2 separate regions of the Homo sapiens genome follow, and region 1 is linked to region 2. A link is an interaction called in ENCODE POLR2A ChIA-PET data of the cell type or tissue named here. Cell type or tissue: PC-3. All regions are shown on one strand. Each heading gives the region's core, and the rest is flanking DNA. Links, peaks and the distances in the headings are about the cores only.

Evidence for each region. Peaks named below come from ENCODE experiments on the same cell type or tissue, not always from the same donor. Only the 100,000 strongest peaks of a DNase experiment are listed, where the experiment ranks them.
Region 1: POLR2A ChIA-PET joins it to region 2 with 8 read pairs; 2 of 35 experiments call an interaction of 5 or more read pairs at or near these places.

The regions. Positions count from the first base shown.
Region 1 is chr10:34,627,374-34,634,951 of GRCh38, reverse strand. All of the region lies in intron 2 of PARD3 (par-3 family cell polarity regulator), which reads left to right. Among named protein-coding and RNA genes, the nearest start is that of PARD3, 180 kb to the left of the region's middle. In PC-3, for the core only: no CTCF peak of the experiment used is centred there; no DNase peak of the experiment used is centred there.
Region 2 is chr10:34,223,573-34,231,150 of GRCh38, reverse strand. The region is part of intron 22 of PARD3 (par-3 family cell polarity regulator); the gene reads left to right. Among named protein-coding and RNA genes, the nearest start is that of LINC02629, 320 kb to the right of the region's middle. In PC-3, for the core only: no CTCF peak of the experiment used is centred there; no DNase peak of the experiment used is centred there; H3K27ac peaks cover 562 bases.

The sequences.
Region 1 (7,578 bases), core at 916-5,915, 400 kb before region 2:
TGTGCCCTGGACTCCTGCTTCGCCTGTGGTGATGCCATCATGGCTGTCCCCTCACCTCATTCATGTTCAGATTCCCCCTGTTTGCTTTTTGATGCCTTTTGTTCCCAGCACTCCAGCTTCAATCTTAACTAGAAATCACCCAACAAACTGAAAAAGCTCCCAGTTCTGGAAATGGTACTTTGCAGCTTTCATTCTGCCCGTAATACATTTGAAAGCACCAAGTTTAGGGTCTCAGCAAAAAGCCAAAGCTGTCTCCATGTTTCATTTGAAGGTACTTTTGTTTTCAGTTGTTTCTTTGTGCATGTAAGAGCATTTTTTGCCCTGTTTTTGTTTCTTTCCTTCTTATTGAATGGAACAATTCTTTAAAACCTTGTACCTATCCTGCTTTCAGTTTCTTCTGTTTATTTAAAGCCTGAGTATTTCTTGTTTAGTTATAACAGCAGTAGTACATGCTAATGGGAAAGAAAATGGAGAAGTGTGTAAACTGGAAAATAAATAAAAATGTCCTGAATACCACATTCCTTCCCTCCCCTGGAGGGAAAACATTATCTTTTTTTTCCCGCATCCTTCCAGAAATTTTCTGCACATATATGAGCATTTTAAGCACACCCACACGCACAAATGGTTTCCCGCTATACGTACTGTTCTGCCAGTATATCTTGGATAAGTTTCCGCATCAGCAAATGTAGATTGACTTCATCTGTTAACAGCTCCTTAGTAATTAGGGGATAATTTCTCACAACTCCCCTATTTTTTCTGGGTTTCCAAACAAGCCGCCTTGGATCTATTCCCAGGGTTCTCCCCAAATAGTGCTCTTCCAGTTCTGCTTCCTTTAGGAAGGAGTTTCATCTTCTAGTGTCATCTATTCCTGCCATTGTGTAGCTTCCTGGGTCTGTTACTGATTACCTTTTGAATAAGAAAGGGACAGGTCAGAGGACTCAGGCTGGAACTAGACAGGTCAATGTAGTTGAGTATGGAATAGGGGTTAAAATGGACGCTAATGGCCTTCTACTTAAAACTCTCAAAACTAGAGAAAGGAAAAGTGAAGCCACAGTGAAATGTCACCTCCCTCTTGTTAGAATAGCTGTTATCCAGAAGACCCCACAAAATGACCAGTATTGTGAGGATGTGGAGAAAAAGGAACCCTCATACACTGTTGGTGGGAATGTAAATTAATACAGACATTATGGAAAACAGCATGGAAGTTCTTCAAAAACCTAAAAATAGAACTTACCATATGGTCCAGCAATCCTACTTCTGGGTGTTTACCTGAAAGATTTGAAATCAATATGTCGAAGAGATGTCTCCACACCCGTGTTTGTTGCAGCGCCGTTCACTGTAGCTAAGATACGGCACCAGCCTACGTTGGACGGATGGATAAATGGTCTGTATACACAGTGCAGTACTAGTCAGTCATAAAACAGGAAGAACTTCTGTCATCTGTGACAACGTGTATGGAACTAGAGAACATTGTGTTAGGTGAAATAAGCCAAACACAGAAAGACAAATACTGCCTGTTTTCACGGATACGCAGAATCTGAAACCATTAAACTCACAGAAGCAAAGAGGAATGGGGGTTAGAGGTTGGGAGGTTAGCGGTTGGGAGGGGGGTTGGGGAGATCGTAACCAAAGGGCACAAAGCCTGGGTTACATAGGAGGCATAGGTTTGATTTATTTCTTATTCTTTTTTTTGGAGCTCTGTTACATGGTGTAGTGAATGTAGCTAATAATTGAGTTCCGTACATTTTAATACTGCTGAGAGTAAATTTCATATGTTCTCATCATAAAAAATGTTGAATATTTGAGGGGATGGAAATGTTAGTTAACTTGATTTATTCATTCCACATTGTATTAAACAATAACATCACTTTTGTACCTCAATGATAACTTGTCAATATACAAGAGAAATTTAAGAAATCTCAAATCTTGAGCCTCCAAGTCAGGCGAGCCCCTGGGGGTGAAAGCCCCGCTCTGTTGTTTGGCCTGCAGGTTGGCCTCCCTTCTTAGCCTCTGCGCAGCCTCCTCGGTTCCTCCCCGAGCCACCTGTGGCCACTGGAGCTCTGTTAAGCCAACGGGAAGTAAAGACACTCCAACCATGCATTAGAAAAATCACAATCGGAATGATAATTGATTCCTTCTGTTTGAATCTATTGGAGTGTTACAGATGCTTTGATGAAGGTAAGACTTGCTGGGTTTATCCTCTAGAGCTGTACGCTACTAATGCTTTGTATTTATGTATAATCAGTATAATAAGCTTTTGACTGCATAAGATTCTTATTTTCAAAATATACATTTTTAGCTACCCCATTTCTAATTTCTCTCAAAAGCAGCATTTCTGATTTGTATCTACCTGGTACAGATGCCAGAGGAGCTGGTGTTGGCAGTATTATCTGTGTTTACCTACATCGAACTGTTCATACCTTCTTCTGAGATACTGTTCTTCTCTGGTCTGTCTTTTGCCAGCCCCTTAAAACCAAAGTTAATTCCTTTGTCCTACATGGGACTGATTTGCTTAGGAGAAAAGTGATGCCCCACTGTCCCCTGGCTAATGGCGTGTGAAGGTTGTGGTGGCCTCCTTAGCGCAGAGGATGGGGCTGGATTCTGGGAGTACTTCTTAGGATTAGGGATGGGGGTGATCTAGGGAATGGAATTGCTGAAGTCAGCAGGGAGTCCACTGCTGAGGTCCTCTTTTTGAGACACGGTCTTGCTTTGTAGCCCAGGCTGGAGTGTAGTGGCGCAATCTCGGCTCACTGCAATCTCCGCCTCTTGGGTCCAAGCAATTCTGGTGCCTCAGCCTCTCAAGTAGCTGGGATTACAGGTGCCTGCCACCACACCTGGCTAATTTTTGTATTTTTAGTAGAGATGGAATTTCGCCATGTTGGCCAGGCTGATCTCAAAAGCCTCCCCCTTCCAAAGTGCTGGGATTACAGGCGTGAGCCACTCTGCCTGGCCTCAGGCTAATATTTCTAATTAAACATCAATACGAGAGACCTAAAAATGGACAACTTTGTCACTTAAAAAACCCAAAACATCCACCTATTAAGACCTCAGCGGCGGCTGGACATGGTGCTCACACCTGTAATCCCAGTACTTTGGGAGGCCAAGGCAGGTGGATCACTTGAGGCGAGGAGTTTGAGACCAGCTTGGGCAACATGGTAAGACCTCGTTTTTACAGAAAATAAAAAATTTAACCAGATATAGTGGCATGTGCATATAGTCTCAGCTACTCAGGAGGTTGGAGGATTGCTTGAGTGCAGGAGGTTGAGGCTGTAGTAAGCCAAGATTGTGCCACTGCACTTCAGCCTGGGTGACAGAACATTATATATTTGCCTGATTATTTCAAGCCAAAAACCAGCCTTTGTGTTATGAAATTAGAGCAATTTAGGATTTGTTTTCTGCATTTTGGCAATTCCTGTGATGCTGTAGGCATCAGTTACCTGGGCAGGCAGTAGGTAAGGAAGTGGGGTCAGGTCCTTTACCAGCACTTATAGAAATGAGAAACGAGGCTCTCATACCACCTCTTAATCACTGCCCCCTCCTAAGGGTAAGGGCTGATGACTTGGCCTTGAGAATGTTTTTGCTACACCCACCCCTTCTCTCTCATGTTACTTCAATCAATGTACTTGCCTTGACGTCACGGACCTTTTCGGGCCGTATGTGATTGTGTTTTTGTACCACATTTCGAGGGGAAAATGTTGGATTGATGGTTGAAGGGCAGGAGAGGAGGGGCTGAGTGGGTACACCCCGAAAGGTAATCACATGGGCATTTTGCCTCAGTGATCACTTCTGCTAATTATGATGACTTGTGGATTTGGGATACTGGAAAAGAAAAATCTAGGCTGGGCACAGTAGCTCATGCCTGTAATCCCACCACTTTGGGAGACTGATGTAGGCGGATCACTTGGGGCCTGGAGTTTGAGAGCAGCCTGGGCAACATAGCAAGACCCATCTCTACAAAAAAATTAAACAGTTATCCAGGCGTGGTGGCATGCACCTGTAGCCCCAGCCACTTGGGAAGCTGAAGTGGCAGGGTTGCATGAGCCCAGGAGTTTGAGGCTGTAGTGAAATATGATTGCGCCACTGCACTCCAGCCTGGAGACCCCTTGTTTCAATAAATAAATAAATAAATAAATAAATAAATAAATAAATCTGTTTACAGAAATCACTATGTGTGTTTGCTCCTCCTAGCACAGCCTTGGAGGATAAGATGCCAGGTGCAGTGGCTCATGCCTGTAATCCCAGCACTTTGGGAGGCCAAGGTGGGAGGATCGCTTGAGCTCAGGAGTTTGAGACACCAACATGGTGAAACGCTGACTCCACAAAAAATACAAAAATTAGCCAGGCATGGTGGCTTGTGCATGTAGTCCCCAGTTACTCCAGGAGGTTGAGGTGGGAGGATCACTTGAGCCCAGGAAGCGGAGGTTGCAGTGAGCTGAGATTGTGCCACTGCACTCCAGCCTGTGTAATAGAGGAAGACCCTGTCTCCGGAAGAAAAAAAAAAAAAAAAAGAGAGAGAGGGAGGATAAGGGTGGACTAGGATGCTCTGGTCGGGACTTGTGGCCATAGTTGGTCATGGGTGTTTGGAGGTTGGGAACCTGGATGTGAAAAGCTGCATTCCTGCAGGAGGAGTCTCTGCCACATCTGGGCAGGGTGTTTTGACCATTGTTTAAACTTCCTTGAAATCAGGCAAGGCCTGGTCGTGGATGCAGAAGGGAATCTGTTTTTCCAGTTTTGGTGATCAAGGGTCCAGCTCCATGCCGAGTAAGTGCAGGCCCACAAGGAGTTGAAATGCTTTACGTTTCTAAACTCCAGGAGTACCATTGCTATGTCGGTGATTTTAGATCACTTTCTCCATTTCCTCTCTCCCTCCCTCTTCTAGTTTGATAGGCCCTAAGTTTAGGCAGCCTGTGTAGGGGCTACACGTTTTCATCAGTAATACAGGCCGTGTTTCGCTGACCACAGTTGGGGACAGCTGCATGTATTCTTTGTGTGTTTTGTTTTGTTATACATTAGATACTTAGATAAATATCTACATATATGAAATATACTTAATATCTATGCATATTCTATCTGTAATATTTGCTTATTGAATAAATTAACACTGTAGACCACTGACCTACAGAAAATGACAGATTATCCCAAAAACAGTCTTAAAATCTCCTAATAAAAGCTGCGGGTCTTGAATATTTTAGTGTTTATTGTTTTAAATAAGTCACTAAACAAAGGGTTATGACAACCAGATGAAGTGTTTTATCTCAAACATTTTAGCCACTGGGTGGTCTCTTTTTAATGGGTCTCAAATAATGCAGTGCAATATTAATTTTGATCAGTCTGTGTACATACATATGAAACTTGCAACTGAGGCCCTCTTTGTAGGTTTTCGTCTAGCAGATTGGAAGTGATCTTTCTTGAGTTTTCATTTAGCCACACTCTGAGCAGCAAAACCTATTCCCAAATCTGGATTCATTGACCTTAACGTGTGTATGTGTGTGTGTGTGCACATGCACACACATACACGTGTAGATTGAGGAAATACCCCCCTTTGTGCCTTTGGATCACTACTTTTGTACATGCAGAGCGAAAGACTTCCTTTTGTTTCTTGTCAAGGGCTATAAAGAGAGATCACATTAGTATAACCTTTGCCTCCTAAGGTGTAGATGAGTGAGTTGTGGTTGGAATTTAATTTTAACAGGTTTTATTGAACTGCTAAAAGATATTGAAAATGTTTAATATGAGAGTCCGGGGCAGTAAATCACACACAGGCTTGTTAAAATAGATGTCCACAGTGTATGGGCAGATGGAGCCTGTGTTTCTGCCCAGGGACCTTTCATTACCGCACCAATTGGGTACATTATTCTCACCTCATAACTCTGCAATATTAGATGGCTGATAGAGATCGTGGTGAAGGAAGAATTTAACACCCCTCTTTCCCCATTTTGGGGGAGGGCTTAAAGACCTATTCTTTTACCCATTTATAGGCCATTTGGCTTTTCACAGGGATTTTAAAAAATCATATTTGAAGGATGTAGGGAATTTTCATGTCACCTGCAACATTGGCTGGTGTCGTGAACCACTCCTCTCTGTAATGCGTGGAATTTTTGTTTGTTTCTTGTTCGTCATTTTTCTCTCCACTTTCTTTTTTCATTTTTAAATTTTTGGTTGTTTTCCAGTTTTTCACTGCCTCACTCTCTAAAATTATATTGCTCCAAACACAGGTGTATCTGCCTCTCTGTCCATCCTGGTCAGGCCCATCAGTGCTGCGCAGTGTGGCTGTCAAAGCTTTTTGCTTTCTGGCCTCTGTCTCTCAGGCGTGATGAAGCCACTCACTCCAGGGCAGGGCTGCCTTATCTCCCCAACGGCTAAGGCCAAGTGCAGCTCTGTTATTGGAGCACAGCCACACCCACTCGTTTCTGTACCGACTGCAGCTGCTTCTCACTGGGACAGCATTGAGCATTGGCGATTCTTGGGACAGAGGATATATTGCCTGCAAAGCCTAAAATCCATACTCTGTGGCCCTTTACAGAAGCATGTGCTGAGCCTTCACCTAAATTGTAGCAGGAATTCAATAAATGTTGACTGAATGGACGTATTAGAGATTTCCCAATCAGGTTTTACTTAATATGTACACAGAGTCACTGGTCCCTGGCATTTGACTACTTGAATACTCTGTAGTAAAGACACAGCAGAGTATGTGCTTGAGCTTATTTCTTGTGGATGGATCATCCCATCCCGTTATTACTAAATGAAAATCTTGTCTAAGCTCCTGTGCAGTATCTCTCAACAGGAAAAGGGAATAATTTGGGGAGAGAAGTTGCCAGAGTTTGGAAAGTATTCCCACGTAGCATGGGTGAACATCCTGCATTTATTGTGAATTGGTTCCTTCATCATGGCTGTGCAAATCCCAGGAGAGTGGGGCAGATTAGGGCACAACGTGTAAACTCAGCACCTCTTCTGCCTGGGCTTTAGAGCAGAAAGCAGACTCTGTCCACCAAGAGGGCTTGCAGCAACTTTGGACTCTTCATGAAGCTGATGAGGCAACCTGTGTGTACCCACCTCTGCCCATCATTTCTTCCTGGAATCAGTAATCTTCCCACATAACACTTTAAACTATTTCAGTCAGAGGGCTTATGTATGGTCTGTTAGTTTTGAAGGGACGTCATAACAAAGTACCAAGAACTGGATGGCTTGACACACAGAAACTCATTGTCTCACAGTTCTGGAGGCTGGAATTCTGGCATCAAGGCTTTGGCAGGGTCACACCCCCCTCCCCAAAGGCTCTAGAGAAGAACCTGCTCCATGCCTGTTCCTGGCTTCGGAAGCCCAGGTGTTCCTGGCCTTGCAGGTGCATCAGTCCAGCCCTGCACCTTCACCTGGCCTTCTCCCTGTGTGTCTGCACAGCATCTTCCCTTTGCGTCTTGTCTGCCTCTGTGTTCACACTTCCCCTTTTTATAAGGACGTTAGTCATCTCGGATTAGGGCTCACCCTAATGACCTCATTTTAACTTAATTAATCCAATAAAGATCCGATCTCCAAGTAAGGTCACATTCTGACATACTGGAGTTTAGGACTTCACATATT
Region 2 (7,578 bases), core at 1,114-6,113:
TGTATATATATGTGGATGTCTAAAACAAATATGACAAACTGAGAAATTTTTGTGGCTAGGATGAACCTCCGCTTTTGGATACAACTGGAGTAACCTGAGTTTCAGTTGGGGTTTTCTTTTTTAAGATACAGGGTCTCGCTCTGTCACCCAGGCTGGAATGCTAGTGGTGCGATTATAGCTCACTGCAGCCTTGAACTCCTGAACTCAAGAGATCTTCCCACCTCAGTCTTCCAAGTAGCTGGGACTGTATCCTCACCCCAATGCCCAGCTATGTTTAAATTTTTTGATAAAGATGAGGTCTCATTGTGTTGCCCAGGCTGCTCTCAAACTCCTGGCCTCAAGTGATCCTCCCGCCCTAGCCTCCCAAAGCACTGGGATTATGGGCGTGAGCCACCACACCAATCCCAGCCCCTAGTTTGTTTTTTTAAGTTGCCAGTTGTACAATTTCCTCTCTGCTCTCCAAACTTGTTATTTTAGAATAGAGAGAAAAAGAGTTTCTAGCTTTCCTGGTGGTTGGTTTGCATTGAGAAGGAAAAGGCCAAAATATGACAAGACATCCTCAGTATTCAGTTGACTAAAGGAAAAATAATTTGGAGGAGGTAGAGCCAGTCCAGACCTATAGTCAGGTGACTAGTGGGAGTCGCTAGGTATGGAAAACTTTCAGTCTATTTCTTCTCTAGATATTGGCCGTATTGAGATGTCTTTGTACATTGCTTTTTGGCAAATATAGACAAAATACTTAACTTTACCAGTGTGAGTTTAGAACGGAATCTGCCTTCATGCAGAGGTCTGGAGTAGAGGTAGAAGGGGATGATGGAAGAGGCACAAAGTTCTTCCAGGTAGTACCTGCTGCTGCTGGGTGGACCAGGCCCTGGTGTGTTTCTCCCTGCTCAGGAAATCCACATGTTGAGGCTTTCCTGATTTCTGTGGCTGGGTAGGTTTATGTTCTATGGTATGTATTTATTTATTGGTTACAGTCTTTGATTTGTGGTTGCTCAATGTATTAAATAGAAACAGAAGGCCACATTGTTTCCTCAGCTCAGGGCCTCCCCAGAGCTGGGCAAGGAAAGGTTATTCATATTTGACACTAATGTATTTGCCTTTTCTGTCGCACCTCATTGCTGCCCAAGTGTATAAATGTGAACTAACGCTTCAGTATTTTTAAACTGTCCAAATGCAAATAGGAATTCGTTTGAGAGCCACATGACAAAAGCTAGATGAATAGTTCTCACTTAAGACTTTTATGTAAGAAAAGGTACTAAAATGCACAAATTGGATGAATAAAATGAAAGACATGTTTCTTTGTTGCATCAGCACTTCACTCATTCTCTCCTTTGGTTATTTGTTTGCTTGTTCATTCATTGCCCAGTAACAAAAACAACAAAAATTGATTAGGTGTACTGAAAACATAAGAAATATGAGGCAGAACAGAGTTTGTGACCTGGAGTTTTTGAGCAGGTTGAACACACACACACACACACACACACACGCACCCTCAACTAGAGAAGAATTATGATGGGACGTATGAACAAGAGCAAAATGATAGTATTAAAGAGGCATATTTAGGCATAACAGTTGTGGAATGTATTTAAAAAGAAGAGTTGGGGCCAGATGTGGCTCACACCTGTAATCCTAGCGCTTTGGGAGGTCAGGGTAGGAGAATCACTCAATGTCAGAAGTTCAGAGACCAGCCTGGGTCACATAGCAAGACCCTATCACTAGAATAAAATTCTACACTACAATAAAAATTCTAAAATTCTAAAATTAGCTGCGCATAGTGGTACACACCTGTAGTCCCAGCTTACTCAGGAGGCCAAGGTGGGAGAATTGCTTGAGCCCAGGAGTTCAAGGCTGCAGTGAGCTGTGATCATGCCACTGTACTCCAGCCTGGGTGACAGAGCAAGGTTCTGTCTCTAAATAAAATAAGGAGGAGGAAAATTTTTTAAGCTGTATTTGGAGGAGAGGCATCTCATGCAGAAGCAGTCATATAGCTGATGCTGAGAAGCTGGGCTTGGTGATCCCATTGGCTAGGCGTGTGGCTGTTGTGAGGACTGAGTCAAAGGGACAGGGGACCCAGTTGCTGGAGGTTTGGAGGCTGAAGGAAATGATAAGGAAACACTGTTATGATGTCCTCATCAGCCCTCTACTCAGGAGAAACAGAGATCAGGGCCATGGAGTAACTTGGATATAAAGAGGAAAGAAGTGTGATCTCAGACGAGGTGTGGTGACTACAGGAATAAAAAGCAAAAAAGAGAGAAGCTTCAATATAATCCCAGAGTTACCTGCCTCAGAAACACACGTGCGTAATAAAGGGACAGATGAAGAGAGTTTCACATGGTGGAGGGGATGTCTCAGCTTGCATTTGGGAGCACAGGGTCTGTTTTTTCATTTAAGTAATTTTGTTGAACACGATTCAGCTCCTGTGCTGCTTAAAATCCCATATCTTCCTCTGCCATTTTCATCCTAACCAATACTTTATACCAGCTTTATTGAAGTATAATGTTCATATCATATAATTCACCCGTTTAAAGTGTACAAGTCTATAATTTTTAGTAAATTCATAGAGTTGTGCAACTGTCACCACAATCTAGTCTTTTAACATTTCTATCCACAAAAATCCCAGCAGTGTTCTCACCCCAGCTTATCTGCTTCTGTGGATTTGCTTCTTCTAGACATTTCATATAAATGGAACCGTTAATATGTATAATTTTTTGCATGTAGATTCTTTTTTATTTTTCTTCCAGCTTTTATGTTTTGGTTCGGGGGTACACGTGGAAGTTTGTTACATGGGCAAATTGCATGTCATGGGGGCTTGGTGTACACATTACTTTGGCATCCGGGTAGTGAGCATAGTAGTGGTTACGTGGTTTTTCAGTCCTTACCCTCCTCCCTCCAGTAAGCCCCGGTGTCTATTGTTCCCTCTTTGTGTCCATGTGTACTCAATGTTTAGCTCCCACTTATAATTGAGAACGTACAGTATTTGATTTTCTGTTCCCACATTCATTTCCTTAGGATAATGGCAGCTCCATCTGTGTTGCTGTAAAGGACAGGATCTCATTCCTTTTTATGGCTGCCTAGTATTGCATGGTGTATATGTGCCACATTTTCTTTATTCAGTCCACCATTGGTGGGCAACTAGGCTGGTTCCATTATCTTTGCTATTGTAAATAGTGCTATGATAAACATAGGCGTGCATGTGTCTTTATGGTAGAATGATTTATATTCCTTTGGGTATATAAATTTTATATATACATATATATTCCCAGTATATATATATATATATATATATATATAAAAAATAATTCCCATTACTGGGAATATATATATATATTCCCAGTAATGGGATTGCTGAGTTGAATGGTAGCTCTAAGTTCTTTGAGAAATCTCCAAACTGCTTTCCACCAGTGGCTGAAATAATTTACATTCCTTCCAGCAGTTTGTAAGCATTCCCTTTTCTCCACAACCTCACCAACATCTGTTATTTTTTTATTATGTATGTATTTATTTATTTAGAGACAGAGTTTCGCTCTTGTTGCCCAGGCTGGCGTGCAATGGCGCAATCTCGGCTCACTGCAACCTCTGCCTCCCGGGTTCAAGCGCTTCTCTTGCCTCAGCCTCCTGAGTAGCTGGGATTACAGGCATGTACCACCATGTCCAGCTTATTTTTTTGTATTTTTAGTAGAGATGGGGTTTCCCCATGTTGATCAGGCTGGTGTCGAACTCCTGACCTCAGGTGATCCACCTACCTCGGCCTCCCAAAGTGCTGGGATTACAGGCGTGAGCCACAGCGCCCAGCCTTGACTTTTTAATAATAGTCATTCTGACTGGTGTGGAGATCATTCTGGTTTTGATTTATATTTCTCTAATGATTAGTGATGTTGATTGAGCATTTTTTCATATACTTGTTGGCCACATGTATGTTTTCTTTTGGGAAGTGTCTGTTCATGTCCTTTGCCCATTTCTTAATGGAGCTGTTTGTTTTTGCATGTTGATTTAAGTTTCTTATAGATTCCAGATATTAGACCTTTGTCAGATGCATAGTTTGCAAGTATTTTTTCCCATTCTGTAGGTTGTGTGTTTACTCTGTTGATAGTTTCTTTTGTTGCGCGGAAGCTGTTTAATTAGGTCCCATTTATCAATTTTTGTTTGTGTTCCAATTGCTTTTGAGTCTTCTTCGTGAAATCTTTGCCATGCATGTGGATTCTTTAACTTAGCATTCATCTGTTCATTTAACTTAGCATTCATGCTGTTGTATATATCAATAGTTCCTTCCTTTATTTTGCTTCATAGTATCCCATTATAAGATATACTACTTTTTTTAATTCATTCAACAGTAGATGAATATTTGGGCTTTTCAGTTTGGGGCTATGATGAATCATGCTGTTATGAACTTGTGCATACAAGTTTTTCTGTGGACACGTTTTATTTCCCAGGGGTGAGATTGCAGAGTTATTTGCTAAGTTTATGTTTAACTTTTTAATAAATTGCCACACTGGTTTTCAAAGTGGCTGAATCATTTTACATTCCCACCAGCAATGTTTGAGAGTTCTAATATAGTCACATCTCCACCAGTACTACTTATTGTCTGTCTAGTTTTTTTTGAGACAAAGTTTCGCTCTTTCCCCCAGGCTGGAGTGCAGTGGTGCGATCTTGGCTCACAGCAACCTCTGCCCCCTGGATTCAAGCAGTTCTCTTGCCTCAGCCTCCCAAATAGCTGGGATTACCGGCATGTGCCAACACACCCAGCTACTTTTTGTATTTTCAGTAGAGACGGGGTTTCACCATGTTGGTCAGGCTGGTCTCAAACTCCTGACCTTAAGTGATCCACCCGCCTCAGCCTCCCAAAGCGTTGGGATTACAGGCATTAGCCACAACACCCAGCCTATTGTGTATCCTTTTTATTATAGCCATCCTAGTGAGTGTGAAGTGGTATTTTATGATTTTAATTTGCATTTTTCTAATGATGTTGAACATCTTTTTGTTTGATTAATAGCCTATTTTCTTTCTTTTTTGGTAAACTATTCATATCTTTTGCCTCCGTTTTTATAAGATTGCTTATCTTCTTACTGAATTGTAAGTCATTTATAGATCTGGGTACTAGTCTTTGTAATAGATATATGGTTTACCAGTGTTTCTCCCAGTCTGGGACTTGTTTATGTATTTTTTATTTTTTTAATGCCCAAGGTTACAACAATGTAGCTTGTTTCTTAATTTACTTACTGTTGTCTTTTGAAGTATAAAAGTTTTTAATTTCGATGAATCCAATTTTTCAACTTTATTTTCCTTCATCATGCTTTTGATGTCATATCTAAGAACTCTTTCCCTATCCCAGAACCATGAGGATTTTTCTCTTATGTTTTCTTCCAGAAGTTTTACAGTTTTAGCTCTTATGTACATGCCTATGGTCCATTTTGAGATAATTTTTGTATATGAGATGAGGTAAGAAACTCAAGTTATCTTGCTCGCATGTGTATGTTTTAACCGATAATTAAAACAGACCAGTCTGGCCGGGCATGGTGACTCACACCTGTAATCCCAGCACTTTAGGAGGCCAAGGTGGGTTGATCACCTGAGGTCAGGAGTTCAAGACCAGCCTGGCCAACATGGTGAAACCTTGTCTCAACTAGAAATACAAAAATTAGCTGGGTGTGGTGGCGTGTGCCTGTAGTCCTAGCTACTTGGGAGGCTGAGGCAAGGGAATCACTTGAACCCGGGAGGTGGAGGTTGCAGTGAGCCGAGATCATGCCACTGCACTCCAGCCTGGGCAACAAGAGTGAAACTCTGTCCTAAAAAAAAAAAAAGAGAAAAAAAACTAGTCCAGTCTGCCTGGTGAACTTTCATTTGTCCTCTGGAACCCATCTTGGATATTTAAGCTCTCTGTGGTACTTTCCGTGTCCTCTCTTCTCCACTCTGATACAGCTTCCTCCTACTTATCTCTGTGTACATTTGTCTGTTGTTGAATATGAAATCCAGTATTGTCATGATGTGTATATGTCTGTGTTCCCTACTGGAATATGAGCTTATTCATCTTGGTGTTTTCAATGGCTGAAACATAGTAGGACCTAAAATATTTTTGGTTAAATTTGATTAAATATTAACATCTCTAAACCTTGAAAATCTTGGTCTCTTTTTTTTCTGTCTCTCTTTCAAAATTTAAAACAGTCAAGCATTTGAAACAACAACAACAATGAAAATAGAGCCAGGGAACCAGCTTGTTCAGGAAAAGGAATAAATCATTCTAGCTGACAGTACTCAGTAGACTGCTTTGTAGCTTTTTGAGATAGACATATAAAAAGGGACACTGATTTGATGGAACTTGAACAGGATGATGGATAAGTGCTCCAGGCCTAATGAAATAGCATGTCTAAGAAAACCTGGAAACCCTCAGATGACAGCAGACACGCGACCAGTTCCACCTCTGCTATTTACTCCCAGTCATTCTGCGCTTTGTTTGGCCGAGGGTTTCATGGCCCCCTATTGATTGCAGAGATGGGCACTTGTCCCTCTGCCCGCCCTGTGCACTTCCTGTTATGGCACCTAAGTTTTCCTACTTCACAGGTGTGACAACAACCAGTGCTTTAGAGAGTTATCTTAAATTTGCTGCACTGGAGTTTGTTTATATCTCTGCATATTCAGGTGAGAATCTAGTCTCCTTTCTCCGCAGATATTTACTGAGGATTTAGAGTGTGTAAAGCTCTGTGCCCTGTGCCTGTGGAAGACACATGCACACTCGAGTGACACCTGGTCTCTTCCCCTGAGGGGGAGTTTCAGTATGCTTAAAACACTGATGAAAGAAGAAGAAATATTGCTCTAATTCCCCCATGTACCTCTGCAAAATCTTGTGAGATTTTTGCCAGTCCAGCTGAGAAGTTATCTTTCCATATTGTCAACTTAAGCAGGATTCATTGAGCAATGTATTCAGATATTGATCGTCTTAACTGTGTCTTATGAAAAGCTTTTAGGTCAATCTCTTAAAGTTTGTTGTTTTGAGACAGGAATATAAGGGCGTTGATGATTATAGGATCTGGCTCAGGCTGTCAGAATGAGACGACTTCTCCCTCCTGAGGCTGACCTGCTTAGGAGTTTGAACCATATCAAACTGTAAGGATCAAGTACACCCTCAAGGTTTAAGAACAAGCTTTTAAAATATCCACCTCTATTGTCTCGCCTCTGATGTAGTTTAAAACATGTCATTTAGAAAAGTGATTAGGCTGGGATTAGAGCCATGAAGACCTGGGTTAGAATCCAGGGGCTGCCACCTGCTGGCTGTGTGTCCTTGAGTGTGTGACATGGTCTCTGAGCCCCAGTTTCCCATTCAATACAAGCAGTGTTCACACCTGTCTCACAGAGATGTTACAAAGGTTAATGAGGAAATATATAGAGGCTGGGTGGACCTACCTTGTGCATAAGAAGTTATTAATAGATGGCTGTCATTATTACTGTTTTCAGCTATTTCTGTGCTGACATGAACTTGATTATGCTAAGCCCATACAATTTCTCTGTAGCAGTCTGTAGCTCATATGGTATCTCTTGATTGTTTTTTATCCTTTAGAGTTCTTGTTAAGTAAACCACACATT